Linked DNA regions of Homo sapiens: region 2 is linked to region 1. A link is a loop called in an ENCODE intact Hi-C map of the cell type or tissue named here. Cell type or tissue: adrenal gland. All regions are shown on one strand. Each heading gives the region's core, and the rest is flanking DNA. Links, peaks and the distances in the headings are about the cores only.

What was found. Hi-C counts contacts between places; a loop is a spot of excess contacts. Peaks named below come from ENCODE experiments on the same cell type or tissue, not always from the same donor. Only the 100,000 strongest peaks of a DNase experiment are listed, where the experiment ranks them.
Region 2: it touches region 1 in a loop (2.2-fold over the local background); 57 of 110 quality-filtered maps call a loop at or near these places.

The regions. Positions count from the first base shown.
Region 1 is chr20:47,672,297-47,682,770 of GRCh38, forward strand. It overlaps SULF2 (sulfatase 2), which reads right to left. Exons shown (of 21, transcript NM_001387048.1): 8 at 6,380-6,508; 9 at 4,782-4,838; 10 at 4,198-4,327; 11 at 1-97. Among named protein-coding and RNA genes, the nearest start is that of SULF2, 110 kb to the right of the region's middle. RefSeq lists enhancers at 2,163-3,128, 6,491-6,991. In adrenal gland, for the core only: a CTCF peak has its summit at 5,724 (motif pointing right); a DNase peak (open chromatin) is centred at 5,629; H3K27ac peaks cover 333 bases.
Region 2 is chr20:47,769,426-47,779,899 of GRCh38, forward strand. All of the region lies in intron 1 of SULF2 (sulfatase 2), which reads right to left. It overlaps LOC124904922 (a long non-coding RNA gene), which reads left to right and starts at 4,665. Exons shown (of 3, transcript XR_007067620.1): 1 at 4,665-4,745; 2 at 5,015-5,171; 3 at 5,320-10,229. In adrenal gland, for the core only: no CTCF peak of the experiment used is centred there; no DNase peak of the experiment used is centred there; H3K27ac peaks cover 1,490 bases.

The DNA.
Region 1 (10,474 bases), core at 1,283-9,282:
CGAGGTTGGAGAGGGCTCTGCTGCCGCCCAGCCGCATGGGGCCCTTGCACTTATGCAGCTTCAGCTTCCCCGTGGCGTCCTCCACACACTGCCACTTCTGAAAGACATGCCAGGGCCTCGGCCAGCTGCTCATCTGCTCCCCTAAACCCGCCTCTCCCCTGCCACCCCCATCCACCCTGGAGACATCCCTCTCCCTGCTTGCATCCAGCTGTTACCGAGCCCCACCTCTGCTATCTCCAATGCCGCTTCTCTCCACTGCCACTGCTTGAACCTTGGGCAGAGCTACCATCATCCCCCAGCGAGATGCCTCCGACAGCCACCACTCTCACGGTTACCTGCTTCTGTCTGCTCCTAAAATCCACCCACATGGCAGCTAGAGGAATCTTTTTAAAGGGCAAGTTGGATCATATTACTCTCCTACTTAAAACCCTTCAATGGCTCCCACTGTCTTTAAGACAAGACCCAAGCTCCTGATACTAGTCTTTGAACATCCTCTGCAATCTGGCCCTGGCCTACCCATCGGTCCTCCTCTCCCTCAGCCCTCTCTCCAGTATCCCCTGTGGGCTGCTGCCCCAGGGACTTGGCGCTCACTGTTCCTTCTGCCTAGAATGCCTTTTCTCCAGCCCTTCCTGCTGCTGGAGGCTTCTCTTCCTTCCCGTCTGCTCCAGCGCAAGGAGGTCTCCCCTGACCACCTTCCCAGACTCAATCAGTGCAGTGTGTGCAGAGGCTCCACGTGTGCACTCAACTCCAGGCCTGTGGTCAGACGCTGAATGTAGATAGAATCACTGTCCAAATCTCTCGTGTTGATCCTTCTGCTCTTCCCCAGTTCCAGCCTCCTGGATCCCCTCACGGGATTCTGCAACCACCTGTAAACTGGATTCTCTTCCCTTCTGTCCACAGCTGCTCCAGCCCATTGACCCAGTGACTCTTTAGGGCCTATTCTGTGCCAAAGTGACCTTTCCAGGCCATGGGTCAGATCTGTTCCCTGTGTCTCTCCAGCACTTAGCATGTGCCAAGCACTGTGTGTTAATATATTAACTTGCTTACTACACCTCACGCTACCCTACGAGGCAGGTGCTGTCATTACTGTGCCGATTCAAGATGAGGCACACGGAGGTAGAGAGATGTGTCCTGGGTCACACAACTGGGAGGTGCAAGAGCTGTAAGGAAAAGTGTGGAGTCTGGTGCCACCATCCCCCCCAACCCTCTGCTGCACCGTCTGCCCCCGCCCGCTGCCGTTGAAGGCCCTGGTGCCTTTCACCTGCTCATCTTGCCCCTGTCCCGCCCATCTGTTCTCACCTGGAGGCTGAATCTAATTGCATTCACAGCGCCCTGCCACCCTCCCATCCCCTTCAATGCATGCAGGCCCTTCCAGCAACCTGGATTCCTTAGTGCAGAAGTAGACTGATGGGCCAGCAGGCATGGCCCTGAATGAGGCCAGCCCAGAAGCGCCTGGGGGACCTGGGGAGGCTAAAGTGGGCACTGTGACCGGCTATACCCATCTGACTGTCGCCAGAGGGGAGCACAGGCCCAGAAGCCCAGGTCTGATTTTTCAAGAAAAGCCAGGGCTCTGAGTTCTGCGTGAAGCCCTGAGCTGTGTGCGCTGGCGAGCAGCCTCCTGTCCACTTAGCTCTCTCTGCCTGGAATTCTCCTTCCCCACTGCCTGCTCCCCGCTCCAACCCAACAAACTCAGCTGGGGCACGACTTGAGGGGTCGGCAAACAGCAGCCCTCTTGCTAGTCAACTCCAGCCCACAGCCTGTTTTTGTATGGCCTGCAAACCAAGGACGGTTTTTACATTGTACGTTTTCAGAGTTGTAAAAAGCAAGAACAAAAACAAATATGTGGCCTGCAAAGCCCAAACTATTTACTGTCTGATCTTGTGCGGAAAGGGTTTGCTGCCCCTGCAACTACTCATGTAGAAGCCGTGTCCACATGGCCCGTCCCGAGGCTGTCCTGGCGGGGGCGGCGCCTGAGCCCCACAGGGCTGGGCCAGTGTCGGCTTGACTTGGGGTCCCTACAGCTGCTGAGAACGAAGGTCCCGCAGCCCAACTACCTGGGTTCAAATCCTGCCTCCACCACTTGAAGCTGTGAGGCTGTGGGCAGTTTGCCTGAGCCCTGGGCCTCAGTTTCCCCGTGTACAGAACATACCTGCCAGATAGGGTGGCTGGAGGTAGAGCTTACACTCACGTGTTGCCCGTGATGATCATCATTACGAGGTGCCCAGGGCACATTTACTCCTGCCCGGCCTGGGCCCTGGTCTGGGCTTTGGCAATGATGACATGAATTCTAGCCGGGCCCTGCCCTTAGGATGTCCCCGTGTCACCGGGAGACAGACAGATGCACATGAGCTCGGTTCCTGGGCACGTTTGTTCAGCAAATGACAAAAAAACATCTACCACGTGGGGTAGCACGGACAAGGTACCCAAGACAATGCTATGGCTGGGTGTGAGGCCCCTAAGAGACGTCCTCGGGCCACAGGGTACAGCTTCTACACTGGGCAGGGCATTCCAGAAGGCACGGCACAAGCAGGGACATGGCAACGGCACTCGGGGAGTACCGGCTTGTGAGCAGGGCCGTTGCCTGGGATGGGGGGCAGACGTCTGAGCCTGAGGTCCCCAAAGCTCCGGGGCTGGGTCGGGGGCCGTGGGTTGCTGCCTCCCAGCTGGCCTAGGCTAAGTGCCCCAAACTCCGCCCTCAGCACTCTCTTCCTTTGGCTTCAGTGGTGTGCTCTGATTGTTTGGAAAATGCTGATACCTCCTCTTTCTTGGCCCCAGCAAAGAGGTCATTCTGGCTGCCCAAGCCCTGATCTGGGTCAGGGGAGACATCAGAAAGAACCAGTGGGGGACTTGACAACGTTCCCTCGTCGAGGGGCAAAGACTTCCTGGCCTCCTCATTTCACTCCTTTTAGCCCAGAACTAAAATCAGAACCACTTCTGGGATCTCGGTACAAAGTCAAGGCTGAACTCTCTCCAGAACATCAGCTCTGGGAGGGCAGGAGCTTCTGTTGAGCATGTTCGAGGCTGTGGCCCTGCGCCTAGGACAGTGCCTGGCAAGCGGGGGGACGCATTCATGCTGTACAACGGAGGGATGAAATCCACAGCTCCTGCCCGGTGGCAGATACGGGTTAATTGTGTGACTAAGAGGGGTCTGTGGGTTTACAAACACACACTGGGTGGGGAGGCACAGTCAGGCCTGTATGGGCCTGTACTAATTCTGTGTGCAGTGTTAAGATGGAGTCATTCAAATGCAGTCCATCAGAAACGCATCCACTTCAGGCCTTGGCCTTCAATACCAGGGCCCTGGTTTTGCTTTTTCTCATAGGTGAAACAGGCACACAGCTCCAGCCCCAGCTCAAAGTCCCAGCCTTTGACAGGCAGGGCAGGGACACACCTCCGGCACCCCTTGGGCCAGCCAAGGCAGAGTTTCCATCCCACTCCCCTCCCTGCCCTGCCCCGCCCCCGACCCTCCTCTCCAAGCCTGCCCTGGCTTTCCAGCCTCAGAAAAGCCTCCTTCAGGCTTTCCCAAACATGTCAGTTTCTGGCTATCTCTGATACTTCCCAGATAATTTTCTTTTTTCTTATGTTTTTAGAGACAGGGTCTTATTCTGTCACCCAAGCTGGAGTGCAGTGGCGCAATCATAGCTCACTGCAGCCTCCAACACGTGGGCTCAAGCCATCCTCCCGCCTCAGCTCTGGAGTAGCTGGGACCTCAGGCATGAGCCACGGACTGTTCCTGGCCATAATTTCCTTAATATTTCTCTTGCAATCAATTCACTTTTTAAAACCTTACCTATATTTATTTTAAAAAGCCATGTCTTATTACTCCTATAAAAGGAAAACCAGTCACAAAGAGGATACTGTCAAAGTGAATATGGTGAAAATAAAATAATTTAACTCCTGCTGGGGCCTTCGTGCAAGAGAGATCGGCAAGGGCTAGAGAGGCGCTAAGGGCATACACACACCCACGGGACACTTGGCCTCTGACACGGTCAGGGTCCAAAGGCTGCTGAGAAATGAATCACTTATTGTGAGCATCATCCTGCACCACCAAACAGCATCTTGGGCACCACACGGCAGCAAAGGACTACCCGTTGGGAGGCCCTGGCCCTGCTGGCTCAGCGGCTCTCAGAGCCTCGCAGGTCAGGGCCGGCTGCAGTCAGGAGGGGGAGCCGTTGGGAGGGAAGGGAGCCTTCTTACCTGTCCCAGCTGCTCACACGCCGTCTGGTACTCAGCACGCTGACACAGGTCCTTCACACGCTGGTACTTGGGCAGAAAGTTCTCCTCCTGGGCGTCCACCTTGTCATTGTCTCTCTTGTGTAGCAGCTTGCTATGGGGCAGAGAGCAGGAGCCGCGGGGCCGGCCTCTCAGCTCTGGAGGAGCCCCGGAGGCATGTGTGCCCACCTAGAGGGGTGCCCCCTCGGCTCCGGCTTTTCCTCACAGTGGAGGGCGCAGGGCCACCTGCCCGGGTCTTCTGATGTTTAGGAAACTTAAGACATTGGAATTTTATAAGAAACTTCCCAAATTGCATGAGTTGGCAATAAATTAAATAAATTGAAGACATTGTAGAGGCTGGACAAAGCATGCCAAAAGCGTACACGTGACCTCAGACCCCAATTCTGTGTCTATAGGAGCAGTGAATGGGCTTTGTGTTTAGGGGCCTTTGGACCAACTTCAGAGCCATGGGCAGCTCCTGAATAGCATGATGCGGTGGGGCTACAGAAGCTTCCTGGGCAGAGGGAGGGAGGTGGGCAGGGGTGTCCCTCCCAGGACCCGGCACTCACCCTCTCTCCACCAAGAAGGAGTCCCGCCAGACCCTCATCTTCTTTTTCAAGTGAAACCTGGAAAAAAGCACGGCTCCTGCTTCTCAGCAACATGAGGGCTTCCCACGACCCCCCGTTCCCCCAGGAGCAGGGACGGCACCAGGAGTCAGCCTTGGTTTACGGTCAGCCTGGACAGCAATTGTGGTGAGTGTGCCCAGCTGGGCACTAGAGCATTGCCCACCCTCCTCTGAGTTGAGCCACCCCTTCCCCAGAGACTTGGGTCTGGAGACACACACAGTAGAAATGACCCAGGTCAAAATCACTGTAAGTCCCACCCAAGTAACTGTGTGTGTGTGTGTGTGTGTGTGTGTGTGCGCGCACACACATCTCAAGCCCCTCCCAGGAAGCCCAGCAACTCCCCCGGCACTAGACGAGCTCTATCTCGAGTTCAGCGTCAGGCGCAGTGGTTCAGCATCAGGCGCAGTGGTTTGGCGTCTTGAGCTCTGTCTTGAGCTCAGTGTCAGGCGCAGTGGTTGCCTTGATGTCAGGTTAATTGCATTGGGTTTTGGGAGTATTTTCTTCTTTGGTGCTTTGCAGTTGCATGTATGTAATTTGTATGTTTCATCCAGTGCCACCTGGTCATTTCCATTTCCTAGATGGGGACTCTGAAGCTGAGAGGGGAAGCTTCCACCCTGTCCCCTGACCCCCAGGTGTCCTGGCTCCCAGGCCAGTGTCCCCAAACATGTCCATTTTATACCATTACAGCTTGCCTGGCCTCACAGTCAGGGGAGGAGCCTCAATGGACACGGTCCCCCTACAGGGCAGCCAGATGTGGGCACACAGTGCTCGCCTGGCTGGAGCCTCTGGGAGGCCACAGGGGAAGGGCTCCGCTGCCAGAGGTGCAAGCCAGGAGTTGAAGTAGCACCTGGAGGCCAGGAACCTGGTGGCTGTTAAGAGCGCTGGCCACCAGATGTCGCTGCGGCCACACCAGCCTCCCCGCCCTGACTCAGCCCACCTCCCACCTGTCTGACTTGCTCACCCTCACGGTTCCTATTCTGCCTCTCTGGACACCTAGGAATATGTTCCCATCACACCCTCCAGCATTAAAGTTATGGGGCGTGGTGAGTCAGCATCTGAATTCCCAGAGCTACATCCAGACTTGCTGGGATACCTCCGACACGTCACTCAATCGCTTTGGGATTCAGATTCCAAACTGGTAAAATGGGGATGATGATAATGTCCACCTCGCTGGGTTACTGTGAGGATCAAATTCCTAGATTTCCCTGCACAGTACTTAGAATAGGGCCTCACACACAAGCGCCGTGCAGTTAGCACCATCTCCTACCATCACTGCTGCTATCATTTCAAGCTTTGGGTAATTTTAGCTCAGAGAAGGTCCCCAACTGGTCACCTTGGCCACATTCCAGATGGGAAGACAGAATCTCGGAGAGGGGACCATGCTTCTCTCCCACAGCAGGTAAGTGGTTGGCATGGCGGGACCTGAGAACCCCAGCTCCCGACCCTTGGAGACCCCACGTTCTAGACCCACAGGGTTTTGCTCTGAGTTCCCGCAGGTCAATGTCCCGGCCCCCTCAACACCTGCCCTGCTCCGTCCTCACCGATTCACCGGCCGCTCCGTGTCCAGCAGCTTGAGGATGGATTTCCCGTCCATATCCGCAGGTATGTCCAGGCCTGCAATGTCCAGGATGGTGGGGGCCAGGTCAATGTTGAGGACGATGTGGGGATTCCTGGGGGAGGCAGGAGATCGGGGACTCAGTCACTCAGGTGGTGGTGCCTCAGCCTCGCGTGGGGGGTGGGGAGCGGTAGGTGGGCAGCAGTTTGTGGGAGGCTGACATCTGCAGGTATGGAAGCTGCAGTCTGGCACCTCAACCTCAGCAGCTCCCCTCTGCGGCCCAGATTCAGCTGAACCCCCACTCTGTGCTCGCCCCCCCTTAGTTTCTGTGTCTCAGCTCATGCCGTGAGCTGACAGCCTCACCCTGTCCCCCTCCTGCCCTTCCTGTCCCCACTTCCTGAGTGAAGGCGACCCCCCCTTTACAGCCAGCCCAAATCCTGGCCCTTCCTGAACCCTTCCCCTGAACCTCTGGGGCAGACACTGGCTCCTCGCTGTTCCTTGACAGCCCAGGCACAGTGCAGCCTCAGGGCCTTCTTCTTTACCATCCTCTCTGCCTGGAATGTCCTTTCCCTGGAGATCAGGGGCCACCGTCCCTCACCCCTTTAGTTCTTTGCTCTATGACCAAGGAGGCCCGTGACAGGCCTCAGTGGTCCCCAGAATCCCTGTCCCTGGTGATCACACCTTAATGTGACCCCCTCACCTTGGGTGTGGACCAACCTGCACCTGCTGCCAACCAGTGGGTTGTGAAGGTGATGGGCTGTCACTCCCGTGGTTGTGTTATGAGATAGTCAACTACTATCCTGCTAGCAGTCTGGCTCTGGTTTCTTTCTCCCCTTGCTGGCTTTGAAGAAGCAAGCCACTCTAAATCAGCAGCTAGACTGTGAGCAGTCTGGGAGGCAGACTGCATGGGTTCAAGTCCTCTGCTTGCACTTGACCTGCCCCATGAGCAGGGACGCAGATGCTCCCCAGTCAAGCCTCTGGATGAGACCACAGCCCTGGCCGGCACCTTGATTTCAGCCTAAGCAGACGACCCTGCAGGGCTAGGCCCAGGCTTCTGACCCTCAGACACTGTGAGTTTGTACATGTGTGTTGTCTTAAGCTGCTGAGTTTGTGGCAGTTTGTTCTGCAGCACAGATACCCAACACAAGGCCCCTCCTGAGGACCCTATTCGGAACTGCGCCCCCTCCCCACCCTCCCTGCTTTATCTTTCTCCTGAAGACTTATCACCATCTCATATGCTATATAATTTACTTATTTCTCTGGCTTATTGTCTATTGCCCAGTTAGACTCTAAGCTGCAGGAAGGCTGGCTCAGGTGGTCACTTCTGTATCTCCAGGACTTATACCCTTAGAACACAGAGGAGCTACTCAGTAAATATTGGCTAAGTGAATTCCCATACATCTGCCACCTTTCCTGGCTCCTGTTTCTTTTTTTGAGAGGTGTCTTGCTCTGTCACCCAGGATGCAGTGTGGTGGCATGATCCTGGCTCACTGCAACCTCCACCTCCTGGGTTCAAGCGATTCTCATGCCTCAGCCTCCCGAGTAGCTGGGATTACAGGCATGCGCCATCACACCCATAATTTTTGTACTTTTAGTAGAGGTGGGGTTTCACCATGTTGGCCAGGCTACTCTTGAACTCCTGACCTCAGGTGATACATCCGCCTCAGCCTCCCAAAGTGCTGGGATTACAGGCATGAGCCACCTCTCCTGGCTCTTGTTTCTGGCTGATGGCATTCCCAATGTAGGGTAAGGGACTTAAGGGGTGTGCCCAGCACAGGACCCAGGACCTGTTGAATGGTGGACAGTCCCGTCAGAGCATCTGAGTGCCTTCCCCGCTAGTTCCCTGGGGACCAGGGCAGGGCCTGGGTCCTAGGGTTTCCGTCATCTTTAACCCCTCATCTCTCCCCAGTCCAGTGCCCTGTGAACGTCGGGCAGGCTGCCAAGCATGTGTGCAGCTGCTGAAGATGGGGCTGTGTCATGGGGGGCTCGAAGGCCAGCGTGAGGCGCTACAACTGAATCCAGAGGCGAGGGAGCTGGGAAGACTGCTGAGCGACGGGCGCTCTGCAGAACCCAGCAACCGGCAGCTAATGGGGCTGAGCTTGTCCAGTGGTCCCGCTCCCCCAGGCTCAGGGGAAGGAGGACAGTGGTTGCTTTTCCTGGCCAGCACCAATGCCTTGCTCTGTGTCACAGCTTCTAATTCTGTAGGAACTACCTGGCCCCATTCAGAGTCCCCTGCCCAATGTACTCAGCCTGGTTACTCAAGGGTTTCTGTCACCTCTGGCTACAGTGAATGGTTCAGGGAAGGACACGTGACCTAAGTCAGGCCAGTGGGAGTCAGCCTCAGGTCTTCTGTTCAAAGCAGTTTGGCTTCCTAAACAGGATGGCTGAAAATCTGGAGCTGCTGACCCTGCCACAAGGAGAAAAACCCACCTGAGAATGAAGCCAATTCGGCGGAAGTGGGACTGAGAGATAAGAAATGAGAGCTTTCCAATGGCATTGTAAGACTGCTGGATCCAGCCATGCCTGAGGCTGGAGCTGTGCATGGACTTTTCAGTAACTATAGTTACTGTGTTCCTTTTATCTTACATGCCTTATCTGGTTCAAAGGTCATTTCTGCTTGCAACCAAAGGAGTCCTGGCTGACAGATACCGTGTGTCTTTGGTCCCAAACCTGACATGAGCACTCTCTTTTTCTTGACCATGTGGGATGTGGTTTTGGGCCCTATGAGTCAGATCACAGATTCCGAGGCTGACCAAACCCCCAATGTCAGTGTTTGTAGAGCCCTCAGTGGGTCAGATTCTTTCTGTTCACAGGGATGGTTTGAAGTTTCTGAGAGGCGTGGCAGATGGGAATAGAGACTGCCTGGTTTCAAGCCCCAGCCCCTTCCCTTACTTGCTGTAAACTCAGGCAACTTAACCTCTCCGTGCCTCAGTGGCCTTGGGTGTAAAATGGGGCTACTATGAGCATCCACGTCACAGGGCAGTTGTGATGCTGAAACGAATTATTAATTGTTTTTGAGATGGAGTCTCACTGTGTCGCCCAGACGAGTGCAGTGGCATGATCTCGGCTCACTGCAACCTCCACCTCCCAGGTTCAAGCGATTCTCCTGCCTCAGCCTCCTGAGTGCTGGGATTACAGGTGTACGCCACCATGTCCAGCTAATCTTTGTATTTTTAGTAGAGGCAGGGTTTCACCATGTTGGCCAGGCTGGTCTTGAACTCCTGACCTCAAATGATCTGCCCACCTGGGCCTCCCAAAGTGCTGGGATTACAGGCATGAGCCACAGGGCCCGGCTTGCAATGAATTATTATGTAGTTCTTAGACCAGGCCCTGAAGAGTAGACACTCCATACGTGTGGACTGTCGTTATTACAGCTCTTAGTCCAATGGGGACGCTAAGAGCCAAAGACGGGCGTGATCTGATAAGGTCAACAGTCAGTCATCACTTTCTCTGGCCTTGAACTCATGCAGCCTGCCTCCTGGAATTCTCGCAAAATGTCCAAGGCAGTGGGAACATGTCAGTCTGGAATTCCACACTGCACTGTCAACGCCTTTTCAGGAGGAATTCCGCAGCCAGCCCTGTGTGAGTGCTGGGTGTGTGTTCCCACATCTGGGCATGAGCAGAAGGCAGACCAAATGACAGTCTTAATAGCAACACATCTGCTTTTCAAAAACCTCATTTGAGCCAGCCTCCATAATATCCCAGCCGATCCAAGGAAGCTGCTGCCGGGAACAGTGGCCTGTCCGCTCCCCTGCCCCAGACGCAGCATGTTCGCTGCCAGAACATGTCAACTCAAAGGTTAGCCCGAGGAGAATGGCTGGCTGAGGGCTGCGGCCCACGTGGTCCTCCAGGAAGGATGGGAGGGAAGAGCATTTCCCTTTGTGCTGCTGCCCAGAGTTGGCTCAGCTGATCCCAGCTGACAACCAGCTGCCTGTGCTGTGGTCCGGGGTTCCTCCCTGACAACCTCCAGGCTCAAAGACTGCCCAGCCCAGAACAGAAATCCAAGCACCATTCCCACCCGCTGGTGACATGCATGTGCGCGCACACACGTATACAGCCCAGCTCCCTGGATTTCCTGGCA
Region 2 (10,474 bases), core at 1,417-9,416, 97 kb after region 1:
GACCTCAAGTGATCTGCCCACCTTGGCCTCCCAATGTGCTGGGATTACAGGCGTGAACCGCTGCACCTGGCCTGGGTTTTTATTTTGTAGAGGGGCATCCCTCCACCAGAAGCTCGCATGGGCAGGGGCTGTCTCTTGGTTGCCTGACGCCACGGCCCCAGCTCCTGGCAGAGCCGAGGTGCTAATTCTTCCAGATAGGCAGCCGAGATTTCCTGAGCACCTACTATGTTCCCGGCCCTATTCTTCAGTGCTGGGAATCAGGAAAAACAATCCTTCATGGATCAGACACCAAAATAAATTACACAACATATGAGGCAACGTGTCCCAAGGAGATCAAGTCCTAAGGAGGGAGGTTGGAGTGCTAGGGAGTGAGGGGGTGTAACTTTAAATAGGTTGGGTAGCGAAGGCCTGAGAGATGACAGTTGGGTGGATCCCTGCAGGAGGGGAGGGAACATGCCTTGTGGATATTTAGGGGAAGAGCATCCTAGGCACAGGGAACAGAAAGCGCAACTGTCCTGAGGTAGGAAGATGCCTGAGGGAGGGCCGGAAAGGGGGCACGCATGGCGGCACGGAGCTGAGTGAAGGGGGCTGGGGGGTTCTAGCTTGCGGGTGATGTGATCTGGTGTAGTTTTTTTTTTTTTTTTTTTTTTTTTGAGACAGAGTCCTGCTCTGTCGCCCAGGCTGGAGTGCAGCGGCACGAACATAGCTCACTGCAACCTCCATTTCCCAGGCTCAGGCAATCCTCCCACCTCAGCCTCCCAAGCAGCTGGGACTGCAGGTGAGGACAACCATGCCCGATTACTTTTTAAATTTTTGGTAGAGATGAGGTCTTGCTATGTTGCCCAGGCTGGTGTTGAACTCCTGGACTCAAACAATCCTCTCACCTCAGCCTCCCAAAGAGCTGGGATTACAAGCATGAGCCACCATGCCCAGCCCTGATGTAAGTTTTAACAGAATCCTTCTGACTATGTGAGGGGAACAGACTGCAGGGCATGAGGGTAGGCACAGGGAGGCCACTGAGATGACTAGGTGGGAGCAAAGAAGGGGCAAGAGGTGGACGGTTTCTGAATATTGTTCAGTGAATGAATGAATAACTGCACGGTGGGAAGACTGGAATTGGCTGAATGCTCCAGTTACTAATACTGTGTAACAATTTACCGCAAAACTTAGTGGTGAATTAAAATCTTTCTTTTATTCTCAGAGGCTCCTGATCAGGAACTTGCGCAGGACATGGCAGGAAGGGCTGGTCTCTGCTTTGTAACGTCTGAGGCCACTGCTGAGAAGGCTCAGCAGGGCCTTGGCTTGTCTGGCAGTTGTTGCTGGCAGTCGGTTGGGAGCTTGGGAGGGGCTGCGGAGTGGGCACCTCCATGTGGCCTCAGTGTGGCTTGGGCTTCCTCACAGCATGGCGGCCTTGCAGTGGGGTCTGATTTCTTACACAACAGCGAGGGTCCCAGTGATCCAGGGGGAGCTGGCTCATCTTTTCTGCTGTCCCATGGTGTTCCTTCCACCAGGGCTACGCACGTCTGGCCAGATTCAAGGGGAGGGGACACAGACCCACATCTCAACAAAGGAGCATCAAGGTCCCACCATGGATGAGCCTGCAGGGTACCGTGTGGCCATCCCGTAAAACAGTCAGTCCTGCTGGGTCACAGAGGCTGGCCAGGCCTGGGGCAGCCACGTGGGCCTCCCCTGCAGTACATCCTCCCTCCTAGGAAGTGAAACCCGATCTGATCCCTGGCTGTCGGGGCTGGGCGTTTGTGCTCACGTCCATTTCAAAGAATCTGTGAGCCTCGGAAAGTCCTGGGTGGGCACTCTTCCTTCTCACATGACCCAAGGGTGTTAAAGCCACGATGTCAGGTCCAGGGGGTTCTGAGCAGGGCAGGAGGGTGAACTGAAGGGCTCGTACCAGGAGCTAGAGTCACAACAACCTCTCCTCCTTATTCTAGATAACACATCTGCTCAGTTCTATGTACGCCAGAAACATTGATTTCTTCCCATTTTTTAACCACTCCCAGCTTATTTTTAAGTAGAAAGGAAGCCACCTAACAAACCCAGAAAACCCCACAGAAGAATAAGACCTCGTTTGGGGAAAAAGGCCCCAACCTCCCCCAGCTCTTCCCTTCTGCAGAGGCAAGAAATTTTCCAACTCAGCCTCTGCCCTTGAGCCCTGTGCTCAAAGCCGCCCAACAACATGGAGGTTGCCCTGGAGTCCAGGAGGGAAGGCTGCTGTCCCTGGGAGCCCCTCTCATCAGGCAGGTATTGGCTTGTCAGTGGCAGGATGGGGCGGGGGCGGGGGCAGTGATGATGAGGCTCTGCAGGCTTCAAATGGGGGTGCTGGGCCAGGGCTCCGGGGCCAAGCTTGGAAGGATGCTCATCATGCCTGGCTGGGCAGGAGACCTGGAAACATCTCCCAACCTGCCGGAACTCCGCCTGGGATAACACAGCTTTTCCACCTGGGCCAGAATCAACTGCTGCTAGAGTTTTTTACAGGCAGCTCCCCAGGAAGTTTCTGGCAAGATGGCAGCTTCCAGGGCAGGGGCTCCTGATTTGAGGCAAATGGTACAGCCTGATCTGCTCCGAAAGGGATGACAGGGCTGATCGTTAACCTCTGTGCTCCATCCCATATGCCAGCGTCTCAGAATAAATAAATGAATTTTTAAAAGTCTGGTATAAGTAGAATACCCAAATCTGGGCCTAAATTCATTCATTCATTCCCTTTCTTATTTCAATAAATTTATTTAGAAAGAAAAGTCTATCTTGGAGGAACCAGCACCCATTGCCATAAACCTGGGTCTCTCAACCTTGGCATTACTGCCGCGTGGGCAGGATCATTCTTCGATGGGGGACTGTGCTGTGTATCACAGGGTGTTCACAGGCCTCTGTCCATGAGATGCAAGTAGCACCTACCCCAGTTGTGACAATCAAAAATATCTCCAGACACTGCCAAATGTCCCCCTAGGGGGCAAAACTGCCCCTAGGTGAGAACCCCTGCCATACTTAGATGGCAACAGTATAAAGGCAATGACATTGTGGTTACATTCTTGCTTGCCAAGGCCTCTGCGCTTCCCCTTACATTGGGAGTAGGTCTCCTTGAAGACCATAAAGGAGGAGTTCACGCGATTCCCTCCTTGATGACCCAGAGGCTTGGAGGAGAGCAGAAAAGGAAAAGGGGAAAAAGGAAAAGTTAAAGGTTTTTACGTTGGAAATGGCATTTCCAATGTAGTCCAGGCCCTACCCCGTCTCTTATCCTGAATCTAGGCCACTTCACTCACTCAGGTCTCCTGCCCGACCCTCCTCCTGCCATGACCTGCTTATGATGAGATCAACGCCACTTACGCCCTGTGCGTGGACGGCTAAGATGAAGACTACACCTTGATCCAGTCAATGGGACCTGGTTGGTGGAGGCCACCGGTCTGGCACAAGACTTGGCAATGCAAGAAGTCTGGATGTTGTCTGGTGACCTTTGGAGAGAGATATGTTTGCAGTGGCCTTTGTCTAAAGCAGGGACAAATATGCAAATGCATCCAAGGGTCGGGCAGGAGACCTGAGTGAGTAAAGTGGCCTAGATTTAGGATAGAGATGGGGTGGCGCCTGGACTACACCGGAAACACCATTTCCAAAGTAAAAACTTTCAACCTATTTTAAGCACTGAGCGGGCTCCATAAAGCCCCGCTGGAGCTTGGCCTGGGAGCTATGTGCGACTCTTCCAAGCTATCCAATCTTTCCTGAGCACCTACTATGTGCCACATGCTAAGAAACAGCAGTGGCCACAAGGCAGGCCAGGCCTCTGTCCTCATGGAGCTGTGATACCTTGGTGGAGGAGAAAATGAATGAATGAAGATTGTCTTAAGAGCTTTGGAGGAAGCTGTCAGGTGATAGGATGGACAGTAAATTGGGAAAGGCCTCTCTGGCATGAGGAGGTGGCATAAGGAAATGGCATCTGAGCTGAGAGCAGAGGCGGGCGAGAAGCCAGTTGTGGGCAAAATGCTTTCTATGAACGGAGGAAGTAAGTGCAAAGGCCCTGGGGTGGGAATGTGCACAATGAAACCAACATGGTGCAGCCGAGCACGGCAGTGTGGCCCACAGGAGGCTGGACACCCCTTTGCCCCAGCCCATGCCTTCTGGGCAGGCCACACCCGCTGTCCTTTCTGGCTGTTTAGAGGAAGTAGAAATCAGATACAGAAATTCCCACCTCTGTTCTTTGTTCCTTTGTCTCAGCTGTGGACAAAAGCTTCCCTGGCAGGGAGTTACAAAGTTATTTCTGCAAAAGGCCTTTGGCCAAAAGCAATAAAGTCCGACTTGAACAGAGTCATTATTCACGCCTAACTGTGGGCTGGTTCTCAGTGTAGACTGCCACAGTGGGGACTGACAATTCCACCTTTTTAACCCCCTCCTCCTTTTCAGCCCCACATTTTCTTAGCCCTGCTTACCCCCACAGAACATGTATTTATGTTTCCAGAGATTGTCGTTTCCTTCCAGAAGAATATAAAAGGAATAAAAGGTATTTTGACGGCTTGGTATTAATAATCCAATTACTTCTTTCCTTTTCACCCAATCCACAGGCGAGCGTGCCGTCCTCAGCCAGCTTGCCCCTGCTATTAGCAGATGAGCTGTTCATTAGTTCACCTTGGAAACAGCCCGACACTTACAATTATTTTAGAAGCTGGGGGAAGGAGTCAGAATCAACTTTTACCAAATCACCTGCTACATTTGGAGATGCGAGTGGAGTGCCTTTGGAACGACAGGTCGGCTTCCCAATGTGGCTTGCTGTGCAATCTAATTAGCAGCCGGAAATAGACCGGCAAGTGGGAGGAAAGCCCGGGTCAGAGGCTCTGCGAGCTGAGATTAGTCTGGATCAGTTTTTCCTACTAGCAGCCTCCCCTGCTGCGGGGACTCACTGGGTGTCACCAGGTGTTGGGGTGGAAGGCAGTGTCACTGGTGAGGCGGGGTCTGGGAGGAGGGAGTGCAGGCATTGAGCCCAGGTCCCTCATTACCGCGCATGCTCTCCTTTCAGGAGCCAGAAGCAAACTGCCCCTATCTTCTGGAGGGGGATATTGAGGCATGGCAGGGGTTCTAGGAGTTGACTTTGCCCCGTAAAGTGGAGAGAAGCTTCCAGACCCCCAGCAGCACCTGAGCTATGGGGCCCTGGAGCTGGAGAAGCTGCCACACAGGTTTGGGCATTCTACTTATACTGGACTTTCAAAGTCCATTCACTCGTTTTAAAATGTTCATTGCTCTGCCAGGGGTGGAGTCACCTATGCAGGGGCGGTGCAGAGATTTCTAACAATTTTTGTCCATCTGGTCCCCTTCTTTTGACAGCACCCCAGCTTCCTTTTGAGGACTCCCTCCCCTCTGCCAAGATGCCCCCATCCTCTCTGCCAAGGGGTGATCATGTGACCAAGGTCAATCAGACTTTCTTACCATGTCCCCAACTGTCAAATAAAGTGTCAAGGGCAGAAAGAAAAAGCAGGGGTGCATTTGTCGCATTGGGATGGAAACTCTCCTTCAGGAGGCTGCTAGTAACTCCTGCGCCAAGGTCCCCAGAATTTCCTCAGTTCCTGACCTGTCCTTTCCTGAGCCCCCCAGTAAATCCTGTTCCAGCTTGAGGTAGTAAGTGTTGGGCTCTGCTACTTGCAGTCTGTGATGAATGGGTACTTTGGTGGACTCCAAAAAGCCACACTGCCTGGTATTCAAACCCTTGTGTGGGCCCCACCTCATGAAACCGGGCTGGCTTTGGGACCTGTTTTGACCAAGAGAAGGTGGCAGAAGTGATGCTGTGCCGGTTTTGCGGTTAAGCCTTAAGAGACCGTGGCAGCTTTCATTTTTGCACTCTTAGAAGTCAGGCTACCCTGAACCTGCCATACTGCGAGGAAGCCCAAGTAGCCATAGGGCAGAGCCCACATGGAGAATAACTGAGCTCCCATCTGGTGACCAGCAAGAGCTGCCAGCCATTTGAATGGGGTTGTTTTAGACCTGCCAGCTGATATCACATGAAGCTGAAGAACCACCTGGTCAAACCACAGAATCGTCCAAAATAAAATGTTGTTACCTTAAACCACTGAGTTTGGAGTGGTTTGTTATACAGCAGAAACACAACCCAAGAATCCTCAGTGACACTGATCAGAGCCCATTCCCCCAACAGAAATGTCACAAATGACTATGAGGTTAAGACTTTCAGCCTCTTCGGCTAATGAACACTTGGAGGAGAACATCATTCATTCATTCCTTTAGTCATTCATTCAAACAGCCAGTAAGCCTAGCACAGATGGTACAAAGATGAACAAGCTTCAGGACCTCCTGTTCTAGTGAGGGCATCACACACAGTGCCTCAGTTTCCTTACTGATAAAGTGAAGATGATATTAGTCCCTGCTTCAAAGGCTTGCTGTGATGATGAAATGCTGGGCAAAAAGTAATCAATAGATATTAGACATTATTATTACTACACACTTGCAATGCACAATGTAAGTGTCCAGGGACACTTGCAATGTCCCTGGAAGTGTAGCCATTGGGTACAAAGTGTCACAACGGGAGACAAACTCAAATGCCTACGTGGGCCAGGCAGATAATGTAAACGGGTGAAGTGGACGCATAAGAAAACTCCACACCCCACTTCCTCTCCAGCTCTCATCTGGCCACTTTTGGTAGAGATGGAACAGAGAAATATTGCTCCACAATGAGAAAAACAGAAGGGAAAGTGCAATGAAAAGCCAAATGAATTGGTTCACAATGTCAGGCTATAGGGGATGGTGGGGACCACATCTCCCCATTTTTCAGGAGAAGCTGAAAATCCAGATTTTTAAAATGTGAAATCTCGTAGTTGTTACAAATCTGACAGCTTTTTAGAAGGTTCAAACAAAACATTTCTGCGAGCTGAACAGAGCCCCTGGTTAGGTGGCCTGTGATGTCCTATTCTACCAGCATGGCAGAGCAAGGAGAGACTTCGTTGTGTCTCTTTCCTCCTTTGTAAAACGGGGTTGGAAGATCCCCACATCGCTGAGTTATTCCACATTCACAGGAGCGCGCACTTAAACCACCACTAGCCTGTACAAAGTGCTCGGTAAATGTGAGCTTTCAGGAGGGTAGGTTGGGGAGTGGAGGTTAAAGAGGCTGCTCTCCTGGGCTGTGACCGCTGTTCTTTCAGGAAGGGACAATTTAGGGAAGGGAGTTGTCTTTTCAAGGGCACATGCAGAAATATTTAACCCAAGAGCCCTCATTAGAATGTCACACCACTGACCTGGAAGACTAGCTTGGCCCCAGAGTCATCAGAAGTGGAGGGTTCCACCAGCCCTTCTGCAAGGCCGTGAGGTCCCTGCCGTGGCATAAAGGGGACGATCCTTCCTCTGCAAGCAATGCTAGCACAAAACCCCAGCTCTGGCACTGGGGAGCAAGTGAGTGTGTATGAAACCAATCCTCCCAGCCACCTGCTTAGCTTTTTGCAAATGACTAACAGGTTTTGACATCCTTGCCCTGAGCAGTCACCTTCGAGCAAACATGCTAGCCAGATGTGCCTGTAGCTCTCCAAGCCTCTTTCTTTTCTTGCTTCCTTCATTCAAAAAAAAATTTACTGAGTATCCAAAGAGTGCCACCCTGGTTCTCAGTGCTGGGGATACAGCGATGAACAAGACAGACAATGTCCCTACAAGCACAGAGCTTGCTTTTTAGTGAGGAGAGAGAAGACAAAGGACAAATAAGCAAACCAGGCTAATTCCAGAGAGTGATAAGTGTTATAAAACATAAAACAGGTTGTCCTTCCAGCATTCTAGGGAGGTGACATTTCAGCTGAGATCCGAAGCATAGGAAGGAGCCAGGTCCTTTCCCAGTGTTTGATTTAGAGGTGAGTGCAAAACCCAACTCCGGACCAATGAAACAGAAAGCAAAGTCTGCTAGGGTGGGAGTGTTCTGGCAAGGATTTTACTCTCTGATTAAAAGAGAGACAGCAAGGAGTCCTGTCCTATAGTCCCACTTTGTAGGGTGATGCGACGTCTGGAGCTGTGGCAGCCATATTGAGACTATGAGGCAACAAGGCCAAAGACATGATGAGGACAGAAGAAGAGGCTTGAAAGATCCTGGGACCTTGGATGACACTGTTGTACTGAAAAACCAGCGCCTGGACTCCCCTGCTTTGGACTTGGTGTTATGTGAGAATTAAATGTTTCTATTGCATAAGCCACTGTCAGTCAGAAATGTGATTCCTCATAATGAAACCATTTCAATTCACATTAAAATGATCAGGACTCTAAGCTACTAAGAATTATAGTAGGCTTTCCTGGTCTCTGAAATATCCAGATAAGTGGCCTGCAATCAGAAGTCTATGGATAGTATCTGTCTCGAGAGCAGACCAGAAATGTGGCTTTCAGATGGTCTGATTTTCACCAAGCAGGAACATCTCCAAGGCTTCTGTGAGCTAACAGTTTTTTCAATCTCTTTTCAAAAAGTTCCAGGCCAGGCAGGGTGGCTCACGCCTGTAATCCCAGCACTTTTGGAGGGTCACTTGAGCCCAGGAGTTTGAGACCAGCTTGGGCAACATAGCAAGATCTCATCTCTACCAAAAAAAAAAAAAAAAAATTAGCTGGGTATGGTGGCCTGTGCCTATAGTCCCACCTACTTGGGAGGCTGAGGTGGGAGAATCACTTGAGCTTGGGAGGTTGAGGTGGTAGTGAACTGAGACTGTGCCACTGCACTCCAGCCTGGATGACAGTGCAAGACCCTGTCTCAAAAACAAAAAAGCTCCTCTTCTCTGGCTACTGGGGTGGGTCAAGTCACCCGCTGGGGTCCTGACCATGAGCCAATAAGAAAAGCTATTGGCCACATTCTTCCCCTAACACATCTGGCTTCCACATGGCCAAACACATCTTTGGTACTATTTGTGGTCCCTGGGGATGGCCCTGTCCACCAACTTACACACACAAGACCTGGCCATAACAACTCTGAGTTTGGGATAGAATTTATCTAAGATTCAAGCTGGGCCCAGGTGTGCAGAGCAGTGGGCCAGGCCTTCTGTAAGATGACGCTCCATGGCAGAGGCCAGGGCCACTGGGCAACGTGTGCTTTGGAATCACATTAAGAGAACGTGGGGAATTCAAAACATTCTGGTTACAGAGAATTCCAAGAAGCCCTGGCCTGGGCTGGAGGAGAAGCTCTGAAGGCCATGCCAACAGCTGTTCCACCCAGAAGGCATCGTGCTGCCTACAAGGCCCGAGATCCCACATGACCTTAAGCAATTTCCCAAGGGCATCTGTGGCAGAGCAATGAATATTTAGCTCTGTCTGTTAATCACTGAGAAACCAGGCGATGAAGAAGGGGAGGCTCAGCCCGAGCCTTCAGGAACTTCTTGGAAATGTCAGAGAGGTGAGCATGTGGGATATGCTAAAAATATTCATCAAATAGATTCATGACAGGCACTAGGGGGAGGCTGGGGGGAGAAAACCACACTAGAAAACAAAACACATTCTCTCTGGATAATTGTGTCCAGTCCCACAGCTTAAAATAACATCAATATGCCGATAACTCCCAAACTTAGGTTGCCAGCCCCGACCGGCTGCAGACATCCACGTTCACCACCCACTGAGCTTTCAGACATCCAGGTGGGGTTCATCTCAAACCCAACATTTCCACGTCGGAATTCCAGATCACTCCTCCTCCCCAAAACCTTCTCTCCTATCTTCCCTATTTAGCAATCACCACGCACCAGGCTGCCTAGTCACCTTTGACTCCTTGGCAGGATACATCATGAATATTTGGGCTGAATCATTTTTCACTGTGGGGTCATCCCGTACATTGCAGGTTAAGCAGCATCCCTGGCCTCTACCCTCTAGATGCCAGTAGCAACCCTTCCCCAGTTGGGACAACCTATACTGTCTCCGGATAGTGTTAAAATGTTTTCTGGGTGTCAAAATCACCCTCGGTTGAGAATCAAAGCCCTTTCCCTCACTCTGTAATCCAATCCACTAGGAAGTCCTGTGGGCCCTACCTCCAAAATACATCTCCAATCCCCATTTCACTCCATCTCCATTGATACCACCACGGTCCAAGCCACTCTCGGGCCCTCTCTGTTGCCTAACAGTCCCGGTGATACCACTTCCATCTGCACAGCACGCCTCTCACAGGAGCCAGCAGGATCTTCTTGAAACACAAATCATATCATTCTCTGACTTAAAACCCTCCAATGGTTCTCCATTTTATTTTTTAATTTATTTTTGAGATGGAGTCTTGCTCTGTCACTCAGGCTAGAGTGCAATGGCACAATCTCAGCTCACTGCAACCTCCACCTCCTGGGTTCAAACGATTCTCCTGCTGCAGCCTCCCGAGTAACTGGGATTACAGGTGTGCGCCACCGTGCCTGGCTAATTTTTGTATTTTTAGTAGAGATGGGGTTTCACCATGTTGGCCAGGCTAGTCTTGAACTCCTGACCTCAGGTGATCCACCCGCCTTGGCCTCCCAAAGTGTTGCGATTACAGGCATAAGCCACCGCG